Regions from separate parts of the Mus musculus genome. Here all the other regions are linked to region 1. A link is a loop called in an ENCODE intact Hi-C map of the cell type or tissue named here. Cell type or tissue: left cerebral cortex. All regions are shown on one strand.

Evidence for each region. A loop is a pair of places that touch in the nucleus more often than their neighbours do. Peaks named below come from ENCODE experiments on the same cell type or tissue, not always from the same donor. Only the 100,000 strongest peaks of a DNase experiment are listed, where the experiment ranks them.
Region 2: it touches region 1 in a loop (5-fold over the local background); 2 of 42 quality-filtered maps call a loop at or near these places.
Region 3: it touches region 1 in a loop (3-fold over the local background); 2 of 42 quality-filtered maps call a loop at or near these places.

Annotation. Positions count from the first base shown.
Region 1 is chr9:48,066,237-48,074,236 of GRCm38, forward strand. No RefSeq gene overlaps it. Among named protein-coding and RNA genes, the nearest start is that of Gm40518, 89 kb to the right of the region's middle. In left cerebral cortex, no CTCF peak of the experiment used is centred here; DNase peaks (open chromatin) are centred at 694, 3,575, 4,095, 6,516 and 2 more places; H3K27ac peaks cover 5,477 bases.
Region 2 is chr9:47,713,530-47,721,529 of GRCm38, forward strand. All of the region lies in intron 1 of Cadm1 (cell adhesion molecule 1), which reads left to right. Among named protein-coding and RNA genes, the nearest start is that of Gm10677, 100 kb to the right of the region's middle. In left cerebral cortex, a CTCF peak has its summit at 3,575 (motif pointing left); DNase peaks (open chromatin) are centred at 3,558, 3,887, 6,031 and 6,354; H3K27ac peaks cover 1,484 bases.
Region 3 is chr9:47,730,004-47,738,003 of GRCm38, forward strand. The region is part of intron 1 of Cadm1 (cell adhesion molecule 1); the gene reads left to right. Among named protein-coding and RNA genes, the nearest start is that of Gm10677, 84 kb to the right of the region's middle. In left cerebral cortex, no CTCF peak of the experiment used is centred here; DNase peaks (open chromatin) are centred at 512, 4,159 and 6,901; H3K27ac peaks cover 1,970 bases.

The DNA.
Region 1 (8,000 bases):
GTCCCTTTCCTATTCTCGGGGTAGTAGTTTCTTTCTTTAACCCACAGCTCAATGACTTCTTTCACTCTTTAAAAAGTAAAGGGGCCAGTGAGATGGCTCAATGGGTAAAGATGCCTTGTTGCCACATCTGGTGACCTAGGTTCAGTCCTTAGTACCCAGGTATACCAACGCTTGTAAGTTGTCTTCTGCTCTATACATGTGCTCCTTGACATGGGTGTACCTACACATACACGTTCTTACATGCACAAAAAGGAATGAAAAATGTGAGTGAATGAATGAATGAATGAATGAACTAATATTCCAACTCTGTGCAGAGATTTGTGGACTGTCATTCTCCCCTACCTCCAATAACCATGAATGACCGTTCAGTCCCCAGTGGACCGGGATCATTTCCATACAAGCTGGCTCAGTTCATGAGTCCCTGGATGCTTCAATGTCATGGCAGGAAGAGATGAAGGGTCATCTCCCAGGGGCCCCATTTTGGCAATATCTTCTGTGAGTTCAGCACCCAGCCCTGCCTTCAGGGGGTTGAGCAAAAACATGGTGGCTCTGCTGTCACCTCCCGGGGAGCTTGGTTCTCTTAAATTGAGTTACTCACTGCTCCTAACTTTGCCGTCATCATTTCCTTCTGCAGCCTATTAAAACTCTATCCCTGACTAATGTAGCTGAACATACTGCTCCCACCCCGCTCTTCTGCCAGCAGCATCTGTACAAGAAAAAAAAATCAGCTTTGTCAGGCAGCCTTCGCTTTCCCTCCGGCTCCCTCTCCTCTTCTTCTCTCCTCTCAAGAGTCCGTCAGTAATCATCCTCTGCAAATATGCCAGGAAGCTCCCCATGCCCTTGAGCTGTCCTTAGACCAGGATCTAGGACTCTGGCTGGCCACTTGTCTCTGGACCTGGCAGGTGGCAGGGTCCTTCTCTCAACCAGCTGCCCTCTCCATCAGCCATATGGACAGACAATATGCTTTCCATAGAAGCCCTGGTAGGACCCTCACAGCCCAGCACAGCCAATTTCAAGCCCTGCCTGACGGTTTATGTGGGAGAGGGGAACAAATCAGACAGTTTGTTGACATGTTCAGCACATGTGGTTGAGGCATGGGGCCAGGTTAAATGTATTTGGGTGTGTGTTAAAGTATGTTTTTCATTGACAACCTCGATTTTGTGTCTCTCTGTGTATAATGTGTGCATATGTGTACACACACACACACACACACACACACACACACATGCGCGTGCGTATCATATTACCACATAGGAATAGAACCACTAGATTTCAAAGCAGGCAGGCAGTGGGCTTGCTGGCACGTTTGCCTCCTACATGCTGCCTGTTTTCTCTGATTTCACGGGGATGCTGGAGATGTTTCACCTCGATCATGGAAGATGAGGGACGAGCCATGCCAAGCTGCATAGAGTAGAGGCATTTTGCAAATGTTAGAGAGTAAACAGTGTGAAAATATTGCTTCCTTCCTCCGAGTATTTATTTTTTTTTCTTTTAAAAATGTGCCTTATCTAAAGCTGGAGGCTGACTAATGTCCACAGCAGGAAATAAGAACAAGCAAATTTGTCAATTAGAATCCTGTTTGTACTTCTGAGGGCTGGGTCAATCATTTCACTAATTAGTTAATTCATTCATCCATTGATTTCTTCACTTATTGGATCATTCAACATCAATTTATTTTTTAAAAAATATTTTTCTGATTATAATAATAATGTACATTTACGTCAGAATTGTGGAAGATTTGTTAAGATATAGAGGAGGCTAGGCAAGTCACTTTCTTTTCTCTCCACTCAAAGCTAATGACTCTAATATTTGGCTATATCATCTTTTATTATGCGCTCCCAGTTGAGGCTGGACCCCTCAGGCTGTCTTGCTTCCTGCTTCCAAGCAAGAGTCAGCGTTTGGTCACATCTCCAAGCAAACCAACCTTCACAAAGCAGAAGTGACAAATGAAAATTTTGCTCAACTTTTCACAGTGCCTCAAAGGAAATGTGTAAATACATGGGACACAACAAAACCTAGTAAAACTGCCTCCCTCTGTGTTCATGGCCATGTGTCTAATTCCAGTGGCTGACAACTGCTTCCTGTCCTCGTTTACATCATCCGTTGGTCCTGACACCAGAGCCTGTGTTGTTCCCTGTGATAGCCTTTCTTCTCCTCATAGACACACATGCATCTCTCCTCTCAGGGAACAAGAGATCTGTCTCATTCTTTATCTTCATAATTCAAAAGGGGGAAATGGCAAGAAATGTGTTGTCTTTCTTGAAATGGATAATTTTGTTCTGACTTTCAGCTCGGTATGCATGTATGCACATCTATATGTAGAGATAGACTATGCATTTTATTAACATTAGGTGTATTATATTTGTCATATATCAGAACTAATGGGTTTTTCCACATATTTTCTCTGATAACTGTGCTTTCAAAACACACTTTTTAATTATTTAGTATTTTACCCATGCTATCTATATTACAACCTATTTCACTAGTACTCGGTTGTTAGAAATCTCTATTTTATGTGCTTCTTCTCACTCTCTCTCTCTCCGTCCCTCTCTCCCTCCCTCTCTCTAGCCTTCCTATGTAGTCTATCTACATGATGGTGATAAATGGCCCGTACATCTCCAGTTATCTTCTTTGTGAGCACTTCCTGTCATCTTTTGTGAATAAATTTCTAAACTTGGAATTCTCAGCTCAAAACTCAATAAACATTTTGAAATGTGATATAAATTGCCACCTAGAAATGTCTCAACTTGATTTTTTTTATATTCAAAATATAGACATAGGGAAGAACTTTTTAAAAAAGATTTATTTATTTATTTTGTGTATATCAGAACACTGTAGTTGTCTTCAGATGCACCAGAAGAGAGCATTGGATCCCATTACAGGTGGTTGTGACCCACCATGGAGTTGCTGGGAATTGAACTCAGGACCTCTGGAAGGGCAACCAGTGCTCTTAACCCCTGAGCCATCTCTCCAGCCCTGCAAGCTCTTTCTTAAAGTGACATCAATAGCACATACAATAATCATAAGAATTGATTAATGGGATTGCATAAAAATGAAAACACTTTTGCACTACAAATGAAACAATCAGCAGAGTGAAGAGACAGCTATCGAACAGGAAAAACTCTATCTGCCAACTACACACCGGAAGAGCAGCATCTAGATGTATAAAAAACTGCAGAAATTAAACAACAACAAAATCATCTCATTGACAAATAGACCAGTGGACTGAATAGACAAATCCCCACAGAAGAAGCACAAGGAGCCAACAAATACTTGGAAAGGTGTTTGAAAGCCTTCGTTATCAGGGGAATGCAAATTAAAACTACTTTTAGGTTCTACCTCACATTCATTTGTCAAAGTGGTCAGCATCAAGACAACAAATGGCAGCAAATGGTACCAAGGATGTGGGTAGAGATGAGGACTCCTGTGCTGCCAAAGTAGGAGCTGGTACAGCCACTGTAGATCCTGACAGAGATGCTTCCATGTGACCCAGCGACACCACTCCTGGGTATGTACCTAGCAGCCTCTGAATCAGCACGTCACAGAGACACTTGCACAACCATGCTTGTTACTATTCTACTCACAAAGAATTGAACCAGCCTAGAATCCCAGCAGCAGATGAATAGACAAAGGAAACATGGTCCATGTACACAATGGAATTTTATACAGCTGTAAAGAAAAGTGAGATAATTACATTTGCTAAAAAATGGATGCGATAAGCCAAGCTCAGGAAGACAAGTGCTGCGTGCTCTCCTTCCTCTGCCGAGCCTATATTTAAGTTTTATATATAGGAGTGTGTATCTGTGTGTGCTTATTTTTTAAAGTTATTGATCATTTACTGAATACAGGCATTATTAGCCTCTCGGGATTTGAAACTATGTAAAACGTATTGTGTTGTTGTTATGGGAGAACTTATAATTGGCCATTTGCTTTAACTAAATGGTAGGCTCCTGCCATCCTCCCCAAATGTCTGCTTGAATTTATAATTAGTAATATGCTGGATGAGATACTGGCTTTGCCTCTAAATATATTTCTCATCTGCATCTATGACACACAAAGAAGACCTTTCTAATTCTTGAAGCCAACCTCCAGCATCTTTGCGTATGTGCTAGTTTACAGAACACATAGGCATATGAAATGCCTCTATTTTTATCCTAAGCTTGTGCATTTGGAAGAAAGGAAGAGATGTTTACTTACAGATTAGAATATATATTAATTTGGTCTTAAAGGGGAAATGACTGCTTCGTTCATGCCCATGGTGGAGGATTGTACAGGAAATTCTAAATTCTGGCTCTGCAGGTCTGAGCTACATGCAGGTCAGTCTTTCTGGTGTTTTTTACTTTTCTATTTGCAGGAACTTTGATATCTGAGGCAGTGATGTCAGCCTTGGCCATATGATAGACTCAGGTCAATGAGATGTTATCACATAAGTTATTTTATACTTTACATATACTTTAAGAGCCAGCATTCAGTTGCGAAATTTCTCTTTCTTCTTCTGCCTCAGCATCAACACATCCTTGACCAGAGCTGCTGTTTCAGTGTGGGTCACTAAATAAAGAAGAATATAACATCCGTGTAGCATAGAAAGAAATAAGTTTATGAGGTGGAAGCCATTAAGGTTTTCAGATCATCTGCTACTTCAGTGTAATGCAGCCTGAGATGACTCTCCTCTACGTTAAGAACAGTATGGTTCTCTATGATAGGAGGCCCCTGTTCTCTCCTTAATCCAATTCATTCATTTGCATTTGTAACACGTGACTTTACTTTCATAGAATCAGCACATTGGACAGCAGTGTAATTTTTGGAGGGTCAAGTACAAGAAATATCTTACCTTTTTTTCTTCTTCTTCTTCTTCTTACAAATACTAGGACAGCATTTCATGCTGATAATCAAAATTTCTAGCTCTAATCTTTAATATCAACCGATTACCTGGGTTGACTTCAAGATAAAAGGCAAGAATAAACTGTGATCTCAATTTAATTTTTTTAAAAATGAAAAAAAGAAAAAAACCTAACTGTGGTTTTTGAGATGACTCATTGGGTAAAGGTGCTTGTGGCCAAGCCTCATGACCTGAGTTTGATCCCAAGGACCCACGGGATAGAATGAGACTCCCCCAAGCTGTCCTCTGACCTCTGTCCACGCACCTGCATTTGGATGAACACACCAATAAATCAATGCAATGCAGTTTTAAAAAAATCATATTGACCAACTCTCCATCCTGAAGGTGCTTGAAGCTTGAAGCTCCATGACCTTTCAGCCCAGGCTTTCATGCTATTTAACCCATGCTTGTCACAGAAGAAATAATGTTATTGCCATTGCGCTTGTATTCTATCTGCTTGCTCTTCCCTTGAGAATAAGGATAATATTTTGTCCAACATGCAATACATATTATATCAATAGATTCATTTTTCCAACCACTCATTTATTGATTCAATGATTATTTATTGAGTAGTTATTACTATATGTCAGATAAAGTTATCAGTCTAGGGAATCCAATGTTGAGCTAACAGATATGGTCTATGACTCAAGGAGGAGACAGGCACAAAACAATTAAGAAACAGAAAAACAAAAAGAGTTTAAGTGTTATAAAGGAGAGACCCAGGTTGAAATGCTAGATGATATTAATGATCTATAGGTGCAAACTTAAAAGGGGGTGTTGAAGAAGGCTTCTGTGAAGAGGTAAAATCCATGCTAAGGCTTAGTTTAAGAGTCAGCTTCAGAAAAAGGCTTCATAGAGCTAAGAAAGCAGAAGTCAAAATCTCCAAGACCAATAAGATTTAGATTGGTCCTTTATTTGAGGAGCTGAAAGCCATGGCATTTTCATAGACAGACCTGGAAAAGGAGCAGTTAAAAAATGAAAGGACTTTGGATTTTCAACAAATTCTTCTGGGACAGCAAGAGTGGGAGTTTAGTAACCTTTGACTCCACCAGGTTTGGGCTACACATACACACCTGTCATCTAGTAATGCATTTGTGAGCCTGCGACCCTTACCTGAATGTTCTATGCACACTCGTGCTCCTCTCCAGATGATGCACTTCACAACCTGTTAGCAACCCAGGACCCACTTGCTCTGAGCTGCATGTACACCCCTCTACGAACAATGGAATGAATCGGTCTCTCTTCTGCTTAAAGAACACCGTTAATACTTATAAATGTGATAAGGAATGTGAAGATTGCTAACTGGCCTCCTGTAAGAGAACAACTTCCTCAGTGTGCCTTTTAAGACTTTTTTATCAGGGAGGATATGGGTAAATTTGGAGGAGAACAAACTGCCAGAGTCATGCACACACACATGCACACAAAATATGATCACAGACCAGATGGACGAGGTGGCAGTGATGGGGAAGTAAAGGACAGGTTTGGCTAGATTTCAGATCAAGTAATTCTGACATGACTACCAGATGAATTGGGGAGAGAGGAGAGAGAGCAAGGTGAGGCTTCTGTTTCTACCTTATGTAAGGAAGCCATTTACTAATATGTAATCCACTAGGAAAGAAACAGCCTTACAGTGGGAGGAGGTAAGAATTCTCTGCTGGATATGTTAAGGATGAAAGGTCTGGAAGATAAGTAAGAAGAAATGTTGTCGAGTGGGCAGCAAGAGACATGAGCCTATAATGGAGGGAAAAAAAGCTTTGGGCTTAAATGAAAAGCTTAGAGTTGCCAGCATATAGATGTTACATAAAGGCACAGGAATAAGGGAGATGTAAGGGACCCAGCTGAATGAATGAGTGGTTGGATGCATGAGGAGGATGAGAGGGATGAGGGGAGGGGAGGGGAGGGGAGGGGAGGGGAGGGGAGGGGAGGGGAGGGGAGGGGAGGGGCTGACGGCTCCATTAACCACATGAAGATCCTAGAGCAGCTGGCTGGCCAGTAGAGACAGAGGGAGGAATGGGAGCTGCTTGGGTTCCTGAGCTCCTAGTTCAGCCAGAGTTCCAAAAGGGTTTCTCAAATGAGAGCAGGGCTGTGGGAGGACTGTAGCCGAAGAGAAGTCTGTAGGGCACATCAGCCCTGTGGGAGGTTGAACTGTTAGAATGGATGCTGAGATGGTTGGGCAGCCCACTGGGAGTGGGAGGAGTTACTTACTGACTGGAACATGAGTACAGGATTGAGGTGGGCAGAGAGTAAGCATCTGGGAAGGAAGTGGGGAGGGATGGGATGGTGGGAGGTGGTTGCAGCGCAAGAACAAAAGAATTAGATAGATGGGGGAGGGCTTATGTACTGGCTAGTTTTGTGTCAACCTGACACAGCTGGAGTTATCACAGAGAAAGGAGCTTCAGTTGAGGAAATGCTTCCATGAGATCCAACTGTAAGGCATTTCCTCAATTAGTGATCAAGGGGGAAAGGCCCCTTGTGGGTGGGACCATCTCTGGGCTGGTAGTCTTGGGTTTTATAAGAGAGCAGGCTGAGCAAGCCAGGTAAAGCAAGCCAGTAAAGAACATCTCTCCATGGCCTCTGAATCAGCTCTTGCTTCCTGACCTGCTTGAGTTCCAGTCCTGACTTCCTTGGTGATGAACAGCAGTATGGAAATGTAAGCCGAATAAACCCTTTCCTCCCCAACTTGCTTCTTGGTCATGATGTTTGTGCAGGAATAGAAACCCTAACTAAGACAGCTTATTTAGAAGTTCATGACCAAAAAAGCCAATGAAACAGCCAATAAGGATGAGGTTGGTGTCTCTGGCCAATCCTAGCTGGCTTCTGCGGGGATTGGCTCAGGTGGCACAAGGAGTGACTTCCGGGAAGTCGAGAGAAGTGGGCAGCAGAGGATGATGGAGCCTCAGTGCAGATGGCAAAGAGATAGCATGAGAGAAAAGAGGGCTGGAGAAATATGTCCTTAGACATCTTTTGATCTTGGGTCTACAAGTCAGGGAGGATACATCAGAGTAACTAGTGTCCCCAGACCTCTGCACAGGGAGAGGCCTGAGTGTTCCGGAAAATACTTTGACATGGAGTAGTTCTGAAGCAAAAGATGAAGTTCCCAAATTGATGGGAGAAGATACAG
Region 2 (8,000 bases), 350 kb before region 1:
CCATGTCGCTTTCCAGTAGCTTTAGGTTAACGTTTTGTAGACCCTTAAAGCATACAGCGTTCATCTGCGTTACAGACCCTTATTTATTTCCTGCTCCTATAGGGGAGGAACCTCAGTACAGTCTGTACGTGCTTATGACATCTCTGATCCTGGCGATCGCTGAATACAACTGTACTCACAGGATGGCCCGTGGCGTCCTCTGCCCTGTGCCCCTGTGTGTGTTCACTATTTAAGCAAAAGCTGCCTCCATCTCTTGCTTCCACGAGTCTTCATTATCTACCAGCTAATACCCAAACTTCCTACAGCAGTATTCTTGCCTTGCTATCATCTTGCCATAGTATTAAACACTTTATCTTAACTAAGCCACGTTTCTAGCCCCACAGATCCCACATTTCTGTGTACTTTTAACCTCATCTAAAACTCCCTCTTCTCCAAGAGAGGTCTTATGGCTCTAGTTTTATCCTTAGGGTAAACTTTTATGAATTTTCAACTTGAAGCAGGAACAATGGAGGGCAGATGGTTTTTCTGCCTACAATATATAATGTTTGGTTGTGATTCTCTGAACACTTCTTATGATTTTGTTTCTGAGACCTATAGCGTAGGTCAACCAGCACTCTCTCATAGCTAAGTACATGTGTAAATATATGAAGGAATGAAGGGACAAAGGACTGTTAAGTATAAGAAACTGGTGAAGGGGACTCAGCCTTCTGATGGATCGGTTGGTTTGTTCAGCAGTTCTCAGAGAATAGGTTGAGAGCCAGAAATTCATTATTTTTACTGTGCAAGACAATAGCATTGGTTTGGGTACTTTAATGTGAATGTCTCGAATGCATTTTGCTTTCATATAAAGAAAAGAAAAGGTTGGCTTCATTTTATCAACTGTGTGTGTGTGTGTGTGTGTGTGTGTGTGTGTGTGTGTGTGTGTGTGTGTGTGTGTGTGTTGTATAATGGGCTGTGTAATATAATTTTAGAGCCCTCTGATGCAATATTTTGAAACTAAGTTGGTCATACAATTAAAACATATCTTTGGTCATAGATTGCTTGGCCTTATGCCATCTTCATAGGCAATGTCCTACTTACATAGCCTGGATTGGCTGAGAAAAATAATTGCTGCTATGAAATAATTTTGCAATTACCACTGTAATTAAGGGCAGTTTGTTAATGAAAGTGCTTGGTGAATAATGACTGCAGGGCACTCCATCTTGCAGCTTCATGCCAGATGATTGGTTCATGTGGCAGAGGCAGTTAGGGAATCAGCGACACAGCTGTCATGGTTACAGGATGGATGTAAATATCCTTTGCAGTTGATGATGAAGAACAGTCATTAGCCTCCTGCCCCTTGGGAACCGGTCAGAAGAACAAAAATAAACTTAACACAGGATGGTGAAAGCCATTCTTCTGTCTCCTTTTCTTCGGTATGAACAATTAACATTCTAATAGAAAGCGCCAGGAGCACAGAGATGAGCCCTCTCCACTTTTTAAGCATGTTAAGGTGATAGATGCTTCTCCTGGTAGGGCAGTGGTTGTTCACAGTTTATAACCACTCTTATTAGCTTATAGGCTAGTTTAAACCGCTCTTGAGAGACCCATGGGCCCCACTGAAATTTTTCTTGTTCATCCCCAGGTATTGTGTGTTTATTTCAGCCACTTGAAGAGTGCCCACGGAGGGATTTTTGCATGCCATCTTCATGGCTGCAGGGGCAATTGAAGATCAATGTTCTGTGTTTGGGCTTACCTACCTGTATAAACACTATACTGACTGAAGAAGTGCTGGCTGGCTGCTGATCCCACTTTACTCTAGACTGTGGGGGAAAAAAATCACTGCTGCAGGGTGAGGGTTCCTCACACCCTCCCTCTCCCTGAAAGTCAGGTGTTTAAGTGCACTTTGTATTTATATTCATTCCACCTCTGTGGTGTTTTGATGTTGTTTTTCATTGTAAATTTGCTTAAGCAATCTTTTGTGGAGTAATTTCATAACATGCACACACTGTGGTTTTACACTGAGTTGTTCGTGAGCTGCAACTCATTAACTTTTGCTGACTAGTAAGTCAGCAGAGCATGCTGTATTTCTTCAACTTTGTCTTGTCACGCAGTCCTTTTTACTCTCTATTAGGAGGCTGGAAGGTTGCCTGGCTGGATAAGAACCCTTGCTTAGTCAGGAGGAACTGAGTTCAAGTCAGTAGAACATGTAAAAGTCTGTAATCATAGGATTGTGGGGGACCAAGGGAGGATCCCTGCAGCCTGCTAGACACCAACCTAGCTCAGGTTCAGCGAGAGACCTTGTCCCAAGGGAATATATCCAAGAATGATATAGCAGGACACCCTAACTCCTGCTCTGCCTTCCTCGATGCTCACACGGGCACAAGCAGGTGTGTGCATCCCATGTGTACCACCCACCTCCAGAAAGTAAACTGGACCTAACAAAGAAAAGATGCTAGCAGCTCCCTGCAGAGGAATGGAAACACAGCTTCTCATTATGTCCTGATGGAGAAAGCTCTGCTGCTTCGGTAGGAGGCAGGAGTAGGGTACCCTCATAAAGAACCATCACTGAAGTGCTAGCACACGTTATGGGTGGGCTTGTTACTCTCTGCTTCTGCCGGCCATGAGTCCTTGTGTGGTAGGAGATGCTTAGTGTCTCTGGATCCTCATGACTTTAGCAAGAACCGATGCTAAGCAACGGATGGGGATTGTGCCCCAGAGTTTTATAAATCCTGTGTCCCAGACCTGACTCTTAAGTAGTCACAGAAGGATTAGAAAGCACCTGCTGCTCACAGGAGTCTTCCCCCCCCCCACACACACACCCAGTCACTCACTCTCTCAAAATGAACTCTCTATTTCATTGACCATAGATGAGTCACTGTGTCATCTGACACTGTAGGACACAAATCAACTCACTTGTCCTTAAAAGCCACACAATGTAGCAAACCTTCCATACTAAGCGTTAAAACTAGTATCTTATTCATGCTCATGTCTGATGAATTAATATGGGTTTTGAGAGAACATAATTTTCCAGGGACTTCTGAGAGTGCCTGGGTTTAAGGAAAAAAAAAAATCAACAACAACAACAACAAAAAAACTGGGTCCCTACAGTGGCTTCATAGTAAAGCTACAAGGGTAATTGTGTTTGTGTGTGGTGTGTGTGTGTGTTTTCCGAAGTATGGGCTTTTGTGGTGGGTCAAAACTCCCAATAGAAAATATCGTTGTATTTTTAGTTGGTGTTGCTCAGGCAGAGGACACAGGAACTATATCCCCCCTTCAGGGGGGATGGGACAACTGCAGTATTTACATAGTCTGTTCTCATTCCTGTTTGGTTTGGTGGCATTTTGATTCACTTATTTATTTTTTAACTAGTGTGAGATTTGTGTTTGATGTTCCATGGCATCTGTACAGGCGCCATAACACGACAGAGGTGGTAAGTGCTCTCAGACACCGGGCGGGCGGGCGGGCGGGCGGGCGGGCGATGGAGATTCTTAAGTGAAGCAGACTTCTCACGCACTGTCCTCAGGATGTGTGTGGACCTGAGCTGGCACATAGCTTCTACCCAGCACCGCCCTCGTCTGGCTTCCCTCATTTTCTCAGAACAAATCAAGGACTTTTGGTAGTTCTCCAGGACATAAATGCATCGTGTCCCATTCGGTCCTATTGTGGTCCTATCTGTCACAGCAACACTAATTATAAAAATTGAACGTAAATTTGTGCTGTTTAATAGGTTTGGGTTTAATTTTGCCTCAGTGGGAAGACATTTGATTAAAAGAGTCTTTTTTCCCCTCCTCCTTCCTCCTTTTTTCTTTTCGTAGAACAGTTAGTAAAGGCGTAGGAAATTGATTTCAGTGTCACAAAGGACATTTCTGACAGGAATGTACTTTGAAATGATTCAAGGCATCTGTTTCTCTCAAATGTGCCCAACACTGCTGAGAGCTGTACCTAAATTAAACTGTTTAACGTGTCAGCTCAGAATCCGATCACAATTTACATCCCAGTGGCTTGGCTGGAGTCTCCACCATTTCATGAACTCCCTCCCCTAATTTACTAAACAAGTTCTCGCTCAAAGTGACCATTTGTTCTAGATGCCAATATGTCACGGTCGGAATTGATTTAGCTTTGGAAGCTATTTGCTTGGGTATGGTCACTTTGCCTATGAGATGGAATCATCTCTCTGGCATTGCTTCTGGCGTGGCTTGTGAGGGACGTCCTGGTGGGCATTTTGGTGCTGTCTGTCTTTCACTGCTGCGATGTCTGTCAGGCTAGCTGGCTCCGGGAGTTCCTGTTGAAAGTGTTTCTGAGCCCAGGAATGATGTGCGCTGTTTATGGCTGTGTCTGGCACCCAGCATAGACCCTGGGAGGCACTTAACGTAAATTCTTCATAAATGAGCAGAGAAGGAACACTTCCACACGCCCATGCGTGTAACCCTGGTGTAGACAGCACTGGGAGGGCTCATTTGTCTGCCTTGCTGTGTTTCTTAGAAATCAGCGCTGTTCACTCCTATTAATTACACCGAGGCATGTCCTTTGAAGTTGGAGGGCTGGGGCAATTATTTTGTGTGTGAGAGAACTTTTTATATTCATAGTAGAAATAATTCCCTGGGGATAAGAAGAAAAAGTGTCTATGTTGAGGTATAATAGGAACCTGAGCTCATTAAGGTAATTATTTAGTGGTTCTTTCCCCTTCTTCTCCCCTCCAGTGTCCACCCACGTCATCCTCAGACACAGTTTACCAGGCAATGGAGATGAAGAACCCAGGGAAAGGCTCCTTCTATTGCCCTGCCTGTGTTTATAAGTCTGCCACCTACTGAAACAGGGCGGGAGTTTGTATGGGGCTACCCTGGAAGGCTCTTGTCCTAGAGGGGCCATGTGGTTGACCCCACTGACGAGCAGCAGAGAAGACTGTCTGTGGCACTGTGGTCTCTCTCTGTAGATCTGGACTTCACTAGTGAAGATAGAAAGCATGGCATTTGTAGTGGCTTAAGTTAGTGATTTACCTCTTGTACATATGCTAGCTTAGCCTGGATGTCGCACATATCCAGCTACCTCAGATTCACCCAGCCATTAATAGTCAAAGCTTACCAGGGGGCGGGGGGTGGGGGTGGGGAGAGGCTGTGCCATCTTGTGTGCTAGCTTCTGGAACCACCCTGGCCAAACCATTTCAGCTTCCTGGAAGGGGGAAAGGAAAGGTAGAAGGGAAACAGCCTTCTTCACCACCATGCTCAGGAAGGAATCTGGCCCTCCTGTTCACACAGGGAGGAGCTTAGTCACTTGACTAGCCTTAAGCAAGGAAGGCCAGGAAAGGAGAAAGGAACTTGACAGATCATCCCTGCAGCTGGGCTTGCATGGAAGCAGAGATGGAGTTGCTGGAGTGTCTTGAACCTTAGGCTTTCCTGACCAATTTGCTGCCTGCCATCTTTGTTTTATGAGTCTCCCAGTTGTTGTGAGACGTATACAACAGCCAATGCTGCCCTTGCTGAGCAGTCCCGCTTTAGCTTTTCGTACTGAAACTGTTTGCAGAGATGATTGTAGAAATTGGCAGTTCAGCTCACCTTCGTCAAGTTCTCTGCAAGGACTAGGAACTTTGCATACACGAAATTGCCCTGTAGGTCTGCCAGGCAAATGCTTGCTGTCGTCCATTTGAATGTTTCAACTCCTTCTGCTTTTGTATTGGGAAGCATGATAGAATAGGGAAGATGGTAGATTTGTGATTTCTTTGGGTTGTTTTTGTTTTATTTGTATTTTTTGGTTTGTTGCTGTTTGTTGGGGTTTTCTTGGGGTGTTGGTTGGTTTTCCATTTGAGAAGATATTACATGTACTGTTACTGTGCTAGTCACTGTACAGGAAAACTCAGAAGGCTTAATTACTATGGCCTACAAATAAATCCTCCCGCATAGCATATACAGATGGCCACTGACGAATGCAAAAATCAGGTTTCCATTCGTGATCTTTCTTCACAAACAGTTCGAGCGGTAACATGAAAGATGGTTACCAGTATTACCGCCTTCTGCTTTTCTCCTGTCTTTCCTCTAAGGAGCTCAAGAATCTCCAACAGCATATTTTCCTCTGCCTTGATTAGATTTTTGAAGCTGTGCCTGATATTTTGAATGCAGTGCATAGTGGAATTCCACCCGCCACCCCACTTCTAGACGCTGGAGGATGAAATATGGCCAAGTCTCAGGGACCTGTAAGCCTGCACCTAGATTGACTTTAATCTCTTCAGCTGCTCTCTCCCAAACAAAGGATTATCAGAGTTCTTGCTGGGCAATAAATGTCATTTTTAAGGTAGGATTTAGACAGTATCATCACCCGACTCTCTCAATATGAGCAAACGTTCAACTTTAGTTTTGTATGGACAAAAATCGCCTTGAGTTTTCTCACATTTTTGGCAGGGGAGGGACAGGAAGTGAAAGCCAAGTTTGTACCAAGCAAAGCTCAATGCATGCTGCCTGCGTTCTAGATAATCTTACCCCTCACACAGCTTTAGTGTTGATACCGCATAAGATAGGAGTGGTTCTAAAGTATTTCCTGAGACTGAGTTGTCTTATGCTCGTAAGCTAGCTGTATGAAGCCTACTCAATAAAGACTGTAAATCTCAGCCATATGTTTATAGAATGCCCTGCCCTCCCGCAGTCAACACGTGGGGTGCCTTGGTGTCAAACATCTTGCTAAAGGTGATAGGAGAGAGCACACCTTGTAGTGATATTAATCCATTTTCAATGTCTGGCAAATAAGCACAATGTCTAGGGCACATTAAATTGAGTCATCCAAAAATAGAAATTCAAAGTGGCTTTGAGGCAGGAAGCAGAACATTGCTTCTCTGATGGTGGACCTGCCCACATCTCACTTTGCTCGCTTACCTCCAGCATCTCATATGGCGGTCACTACAGTGCCCAGGTGCTTTACAACTTGTTTCTCTTTCTGCTTCCCACACCTCACTGGGAGCTTCTTGCAGGAAGAAAATACGTTCTATTCATGCTGGGACATTCAATCAACGTGTGGTTGGTAAACAATAAGTAGATGCTGAATAAATACCTTAAGAGAGCAAAATCTTGTCCTTCCCTCGAGGTTAAAGCTAAAGATACTCTGATTTGGGACAAGCTGGTAGTTTTGTTTTCTTTGTGCAGAGAATCTTTTCATTATTCTTCGCTGCCATTTTATTATGTGATCTGGATTTTAAAATGGAATAAAAAGAAGTATGCATTATGTATATTGGTCTAACATGCTAAAATTGTTTCACTTACCTAGTTGTAACACACTATAACCAGCATATAATCCAGCTGTTCCATTCCTGGGTTTATTTCCAAAGGAAATTTAATACGTGTTTCGTACATATGTGTATACCTGTGTTTTCAGTAACTCTTCTCAGTGGCCAGGATGCAGCAAGACACCCATGCCTGGATGAGTGGATAAAGAAAGTGTGATGTATTTATTCAACTATAAAAAAGATTGAAACCCTTTCATCTGTAGTGCAATGGATGGGGCTGGAGGACATTGTATTAAGTGAAGTATGCCAGGCTACAGAGTCCAACTCATCTTAAAGCTGAAATCTAGAGGCTAGAAGAGTAAGAGCTTGAATGCCATAGGTCCTGAGAGATGGGTACCAGAATACAGATGGCTAGGAGTGAGTTCTTGCATCCCCCTGCAAGGTAGAGTGCTTTACAGCAGCTCTTATGTAGCATATAAGGAAGTGGAAGAGAAAGAGTTCTGGGGTTTTTGACACAAAGAATGATTTGATCATCATTCATTTACATATTCAGTGTTCCACAATGCAGCACCATGCCAATTAAGGGTGTCCCCCCCACCCATTAAGTAAAGGGAATTCTCTTATGTGAGGTTCTTGGGCGCCAAGGCGAGGTCCTAGACCACTATAAGCTAGTGCAACCACCTGTGAATGTGGTTGACCAGTGGGACTTAGCCTGGGGCCTCTTGTGAGCTCCAAATGAGATCCTTGGTATGAAGAATTTGACCCAGCCAAGGTCAGCCATGAAGGTAACAGTGGTCTCTGTGGGTTGTTC
Region 3 (8,000 bases), 340 kb before region 1:
GTCATGGTGACACACCTGGTAACTAGGGAAGCCGCAGTGGCAGTCATCAGAGCTCAAGCTGTCCCAAGTCACTTCCTTTGGTTGCTCCGTTTCAGTGTTGGTTTCTCAGGTGATGCAGACATGATAGTGTGCCTTGTCTAGGATTCCAGGATACATTTCTGATATGTGCTTTAGAGAGATAGTAAAAGTCCGGGGGATGTGGGGGTCCTTTGTTGTTGTTGCTGTTGAATGTTCTGTTTGGGCTTCAGGTAAGACTGGCAATAGGTTTCAGCTGAACACCACTGGGGGTCACCTGGATACCCTTAGTGCTTTAGGAGCCAAACTCCCTGTGGTCAATCAGACACACAGCCAGTGATGCTGGCCTTCGCTGTTAGCTGTGGTCAGCTCCCACTAGTCTATCTCTGTTTTGAAAACTCAGGCTCCTTTCAGGAGCTGTGGGCGGGCCCTCTGTGTGCATGAGTCAACCTTTGGGATAATAACCAGACTCTTTCATCCTGGCTCCCCTCTAATGTGCTGACGCGCACACCATCTTAAATATCAATATGCAATTGTGCTTTAGACCAGGATTCTGCTGCCGACTCTCTGGATAGATCCCCCTGACGAGCAAAAGAAGCTATGAACAATGATGAAAGTGCTATAGTTCTCATGAGGAGGGGGTGGGGTGGGTACAGAGGTGCAAATCACCTCCTTCAAGGGAAGGCCCTGTTTCAGAAATACATTGGGAAGCTCCCATCACCAACAGTGTGCAGCCCTATCTTAAACTGGATGTGACCAGGATCAGATAGACTGTAGGCCCAGGGCTCACACGCACATTTGAATGATGGCCTCCATGATAGCCTCCTCTCTTCAGAGGTCCCAGGATCAGCAGGGAGCTGCCTTGGCAGGAAGGCCGTGAGTAGACCGCCCTCTGTGAAGGCTGCCCTCTGAGTTCATGTCTGACTGTCCTCGGTGGCTTCTTCGTTGAAATAAGAACAGGTCCAGGCTGTTATGTACTGTGCTACTGAGGTTAGCACTCCAGGCTGATTTGGTTTCAAGGGTTCTTCAGTAAAGAATCTGGAAAGCACTGGTTTTGTGTGACAAACTGATTGATAGCTGTCTGCGCTATAAAACCCACCTGGTATCGGTCTGAAGCGGGAAGGAACCAGATGTTAACATGGGGCTGTTGCTTTACAGTTTAATTTTAGTTCCTTAGTTGAATCCTTCAGGAGGGAGCATTGTGGGGCCTCCTTCCCATTCAGAAAGGTATCTGTGTTTAAAGACAGATGATGGAATTTACTGGGGGAAAAAAAAGTTTTGGCGGTGTGCAGTGGTAGATGGGTCAGAGGGTAAGAATGTGTGCTGCTCTTGCAGAAGACCCAGGTTTAGTACCTAGTACCCATGCTGAGTGATCGCAATCACATGTAACTCTAGGTTCCGTGGGATCTGACATCTCCAGCCTTGGTAGGCACGTGCACTGCGCGTGCACACATAAACACACACACACACACATTTACACACATAATTAAAATAAAAGTTTAAAAAATTAGGTAGCCTACAAAATGATGAAATTCATTATGAAATTTCAGACATATATATTATCCCTTGCTCTTATCCACCTCCCCCCCACAACTCTCCCCTCCCCTGCTTCTCCCTCATGCAAGTCCTCTTCTCCCCCGACTACCAGATAATCCCTCTTCTACAGTCTTGCCATCTTCACGTATAGGCTATTTATACGTGTGTGTGTGTGTGTGTGTGTGTGTGTGTGTGTGTGTGTGTATGTGTGTGTGTGTGTGTGTGTGTGTGTGTGTGTGTATGTGTGTGTGTGTGTGTGTGTGTGTGTGTGTGTGTGTGTGTGTGTGTGTGTGAGATGGGAGAGCAGATTTACCTCATTCTCACCCTCCACTCTACCTTTCAGCACCCTTCCCCAAGTTGAGATCGTTTTAAAGAGCACATGCCTGATACAGAAAGACAAGCATAGCATATTTCTCAAATATGTAAAACACACACAGAGAGAATGAAAGTAGAAGGAGTATGCTTTTGAACTGAAGATGTGTGAAATATATAAGTTGGGACTGGAGATGACACAGTTAAGAACACGTACTGCTCTCCGTGAGGACCAAAGTTAGGTTCCCAGCCCCTCAGTAGGCAGCTCACAAGTGCCTACAACTTCAGCTCTAGGGAGTCTCATGCCCTCTTCTAGGATCTGTAGATAATCTGTTGTCATGTGCATTTAGATACACGGGTATACATAGAACTGAAAGTAAAATCTGTAGAAGCATGATGCTGGGAAATTATTTCTTTCTAGTACTCACAGCACTACTTGTGGTAAAGGAGGAGGAGAAATTATTGCCATAATTTACCTGACAAAGACCCTCAAATTGTTTTCTCTTGAAATGCACAGCTAGAAGTTTTCCCAGTCAGTATTGGCCACATGCTAGTACTGAGTTTGTTCCAGCTATTTAGGTAATATTTTTCTTCTCTTCCTTTTAATGTTTTACTTTCCTGTTTGTTGTCAGGATTGTTGCCTAATTTAGTTTGGATCAACGAGAAGAGTCCGTTGCGGTTGCTTGTTATAACACATTTAGAGTCGTGAATCTAAAGTCAGCTTTCAATCAGGAAGGACTAGTGGATGCTTTAATGGAAAGATTACCACAAAGTCCCCACCCCTTTGTGATTTAGATTCCTTGAATTCACCTCATTAATGGCTGAGCATTGAATCGAATAAGGTATTTCTCCGAGTTTTAAACATTGAAAATTCAAGGCAAAGGCCTCTCCTTCTATCTTCAAATGAATGAGAAAGCCATCCTAAAGGAAGATGGCGGCCGAGGTGTCATTGCTCTGTGTCACCTCTATCAAAGAGACTGATTACACTGTTGATGGTGGTTCTCCGGGCCATCACTGTCTTGCCTCTGCTTCTTAAGAATGTATAATGCAGTCCAACCTTAAGACAAATAGGTCAAGCTGCAAAACTCTGCGGGAATATGAGAATGAGTCTCAAAATAATAAAGCAGTCCAACTTGGAGATGCGATATACTTTATAAATATCTCCTGAGAGGGAACACTGTCCAAGGCCTTTCCATAGCAGCCTGCCTTGCCAGTCCTATGTATTTCTAGCTGCTATTTCTAGAATGTATTAGGAGCCACTGATGGTTGATCTTTTACTGTGGTTGACAGGGGAACATATGCATACACTGTGTTCATCAATTTTTTTTTTTAACCTCTGGTGTACTCTGAAAAAAAATTGTTCTCCTATGGGTTAGAAAAATAATATTTTTGAGGATATCCCATCTGCAGATAAAGTCATTGGCCATTTCTGGTCTTGTCAAAGATAAAAATAAACCATTTTCAACTGTATTAAATACCATACTCGGGCATAAGGGAGAACACATTTGTCGTGTTTCATTTGTCGGCTCAGTCTGCACATTTAGCACGGCAATAGCAGTGAACTTCACGGACAGTCAGGCCCACTCTTTCATGTTTCCTTCCAGTTCTAAATTGAAAATATTTTTTTTGAAAAGAACTATGACAAAAGCAATTTGAGTTAGTGATATCTTGAAAGAGAAGCCAATTTCAGATCACCTTTATGGCTGGTCATTGTTACCTACAGCAGGCAGATGTCATGGTGATCTTCTCGATATTAGTATTCTGAGAGAGTCTGACCTGACAGTGTTCAGGTGACATCACAAATGGAACTCTAATATTGAGATTTCAAGTTGTAGAGCAAAAGGGCCGCTCGTGGAAATCCAGGGCAGACAGAACTACTATTGGCGAGAAGTGTAGCCATTCCCCTCATCTGGCTCTTGTTCTGTATGGTGCACAAGTGTGGTTAGCAATGACCACATGATGCTAGATGACTAATTAAAGCACGTGCTGAGAATAAACTCCCCGGTAACAGAGAATGTATGAAAGTGTTGCAACCACTGTGGCGACTTGGCTGATTTCCAACCTGTAGCTGCCAGTGTTGTCTCCATCTCTTCATCAGAGACCCACCACCCTGGTCCTTCCGAGCTGTGCTGTGCATTTGTAACAAGGTTGGTGATTCATGGGCACGCAACACCGAAAGCTCTCACGAGCCCAAGAGATGACCCTGAAAGGAGAAATTGTGGTTCAAAAGGATCATCTGTCTCCGAAAGTGTGATTTACTGAGACACCCACCCCTACCCCGAGCCTTAAAAATAGGATCTAATGACTAGATCTCTTCCTCTTTCTCTCTCTGCCTTCTGCTCTTTCTCTTCCCCCTCAGCCTAACCCTGGAGCCAGAATCAGTCCACGGGTTCTGTAAGAAACCATGCCACTGTGAGTCATACTGCTTCTTACAGCATCATAGCTGTTCTTTCTCTCAAAACCCTTCTAGACAGATAACAAGTGTTGGGTTGTTTTCATGTCTCAGATGAGGAACCAAGGCAAGGGGTGCACTGACACGCCCACCTACTACAGAAGGGTGTCGGCGACACTGCTGAGACTTGTGCTCAAGCCTTTTGTTTGTGGCTTATTCCCAACAAACCCCTAATCAGCGCCTCTGGCCTTGTCGGTTGGTGTGTGGCACCCACATCTGCCATTGCTGGTGCATCTGTAACGGTCCGTGAACTGTACATTCTGCCTGTGTGTGATCTGAGAAGCCAATCTCATTTTCAACTCTACAGAAATGAAGTGAGAGGCCAATGTGACTTCTAAGGGACCATGCAGTGCATTTCAGAGTCAAATGTGAATGGCGTTTAGGTCTGCCATGCTAGCTCCTCCATATTAGCGTGGCTTTCTCTTCTTCTAAATAACTAAGAGATAATTATTCTTAAGTCCCAGTGTCCTGCCTACTGCCTTCACAGTACACCTGCATTTTCTGAGTATACCATCTTGCGCTGTGTTAGGCATTTAAATCCATCTTGGCACTCTACTCACTGTCATGTTAGTAGTTGCCCTGGGGAATGTTCTGGATCACATAGGATACACTATTGAACAGAAATTAGTTTCTTGATCCCAGTAGAGTAACAGATCCTGAAACATTTCAGCAAGATGTATTCTGTAACTATTGGGAACTGTACACCCCGCCTGTGTCAGAAGCACACCACGTATGATTTTATTTGTGGCTTAATCAACAGGAAGAAATGCCAAGCAGCTTTGACTAGCTGGCAGTGGATCTGTTTGTGTTTGCGGTATTTTCTCTCTAAGACACCTGCTGGAGATGAGAGCCGCCACAAACACCGAGTGGGTATCCAGGGCTTCATTATAGAGGCTTCTCTAATGATCAAAGAAGCCTTTTTATACAATCTTGTTCCTGATCATGCAGCTGAACATCTGTCTACCTGTCTGTCCACCTTTTAATTGCATCATCCAGGCCTCTCTGATCCTAGACAGCTCTGTCGATGCTGCTCTGCCTCCCACCATTTCTGATCATGGCAAACACAAAATTTCTCACAAAGCAAAAAACCAGTAAAACAGAGTGCTTTCTAATAAATTCGAACGGAGCCATTTTATAAGAAGTTAATTTTCGATCACATACCCAGTGAAGTCCTTGTGCTAATTTATTCTTCAAAGCCAAACTCTTGCACAGTGAGGAATGTAGCGCGCTGTGGGAATACTCAAGGTATTAGGCACTCAATTCAGGAGAACTTGGTACTACTGGCTTTTCACAATCTGCTCAAAGTTGATTTGTATTTTCAACAGGAGGGGTGTAATAATTCAGGAATTTAACTCAAATTTTATTCATTAATTCATTTGATAAATACTTAGTCACATCAATCTGTTATGTTTAGGGCCATCTGTGTGACTTAAAAGTGAGATACCATACCCAATGTAAAATGATCTTTAATAGAAATGAATTGATTGCGAGAATCGGACAGATAGTCCTCCAGTAGATAGAAAACCCACCTCCACTTAGGGATATCAACAGTGGCTCAAGGATTAGAGCTTTATGGCTATAAAAAACACAAAAGCTGAAGGGCTCCTCTGCAGTGCCGTGAGATAAAGCATAGAAGCAGAAAATCCCACATCATGCCCAGAACATGGTAGCTGTAAGTTAGTTTGATTAAACTTGAGTAGAGGCAGCGTGAGGGATCGTGCTGCAGATGTGGACTGTGGTATGTCTGTGGGTAAAGATGTGGCTTCAGCTTTAGAGGATATTGAGGTTAATGTGGCTATGATGCAATATGAAAAGCAGTGTGGGCTACAGAAAAGAGAGCCTTCAGGCTATAGAGTGGCCACATAGGGAATATTCCAGCTATGGCAGGGTGAATACCCTGGGAAGTAGGGCAAAGCGTGACACTCAAAAAGAGTCATTTCGATGGTAGAGGGACCAGGAAAAAAGGAAGTCACTGATGGAGGTAGCTTTTGTTATTGACTTGCCTAGCAGTCATTGATGTACATGGAATTAGGCAGGACTTCCTTTTCAGTATGGATAGGAGAGTGGGTGAAGTACATCAGATGTGTACCCCATTAATAGTTAAATTGATACCATCTGGCGAAATGTCTCTAAACACAGTGTATTTATTAGGTAACAAGCCTTGCTGTCTCCTTGAGATGTCATGTGTCTGGAGTGAGCAGCCTCATCACTAGTACACTCTGTTTAATCAGTCAGAAATGTTTACACCCGTCTGAGAGTCTTCTCTCTGCTCTCTTTATGGGGACAGAAAGAGTAGGAAACATAAAACCTAAATTAACTGGAGATGGGAAAAGGGCTGGGAAAGATAGGAGCTCCCATGGCTCCATGGAGGGAGCATGCCTAGGTGGGAGTGCTCAGCCACTTGTGGATGCTCTGTGAGTTAGAGGTAGATGAGGACAGACTGTGAATGTATCCAAATGACAGACACTTAATTACACTTCGCAGGATCCAATCCTGAGGCCTCCTTTCTCAAATGTCGTCCCTGGAGAGTCCCCCAGTTCCTTGTGAGGAAGCTTTGGTGGGTGTCCCAGAGATCTGAGGTATCTGTTTCTAGAGTCTAGATGCCGTGTTTCACAGTGGCCTGGTTATTAGTCAGAGTCTGGGGGTGTTTTTTCCCTGCTTCTCTGAGTGGAGCCATGGTGGATACCAGAAGCCATTGTAAATTCCCAATATGCTGTGCTTCTAAAATAACTCAAACTATCTTGTTTTCATTTTCTTACATAGCTATTTAAATGAATACTTTTACAGGCCTGTTAATCTAAAGGCTGAGTTCTGTTACAGAGCTTAAAACTGGGACTTCAATAAATGGACCGACTGTATGTTACAAACTCAAATGTGTGAAAAATCCTGAATCTTCTCTTAGGTAAAGCAGTGTTGTACTAAAATCACAGCCAATAATATTATTAAGTAAAGGTGCATTAAAAACTGCTATAGTAATCTCCTAGGCACATGACTCCAGCATATTGTAACACTTTTTATGATGCTTCAAATGAATAGTTCAGCATTTGGTCAGATAGTAGGATAGAAACCAAAGTGCCAGTTGGGTTTGGTTGTTTACAGGGTGAAGGGCTCTGTAGGGCAGAGGAGTCATCTTTAATCTTCTAGCTGTAAAGAAGTCACTGGAAATGTTGGTTTCTATTCTCCCTCTTTAATGTTGTTTTCTCACAGTAGCTTAAGTGAAGGCTAATTGCTGCAGCATTTGGTAAATGTCATATATCCTACTTTTCTAAAGGCAGTGAAGCAGTGTAAACATGTGGCTTCTTTCTTCAAAAGATCCATCCCATAATTATCTTGAAGGCTATTACAATATGCAAATAGCAAGGGCCGTCCTTGTCTCCTAAATTAGAATATCAATATTGATTCAACATGTGCAAAAAGAAAACAACATTTCTGACAAATGTTAATTCCGTTTCAAGATAGGAGAGAAAGCTCCAGTTGTCAAGGGGTTGGTAAGTCCCAGGTCCAGGCCATTGAGTGCACCCAAATAGCACCTGCCCCTGTGGTTCCCTCCTTGGCGTGGCAATGCACTTGGTTCACAATACACACCACATAAGGGTAGATTATTATTATTTTAGAAGAAACGTTTTCATCCCTGAATTATTAATCATCACTAATGTAAAATATAGTAAGCGTCTGATTTGGCCCA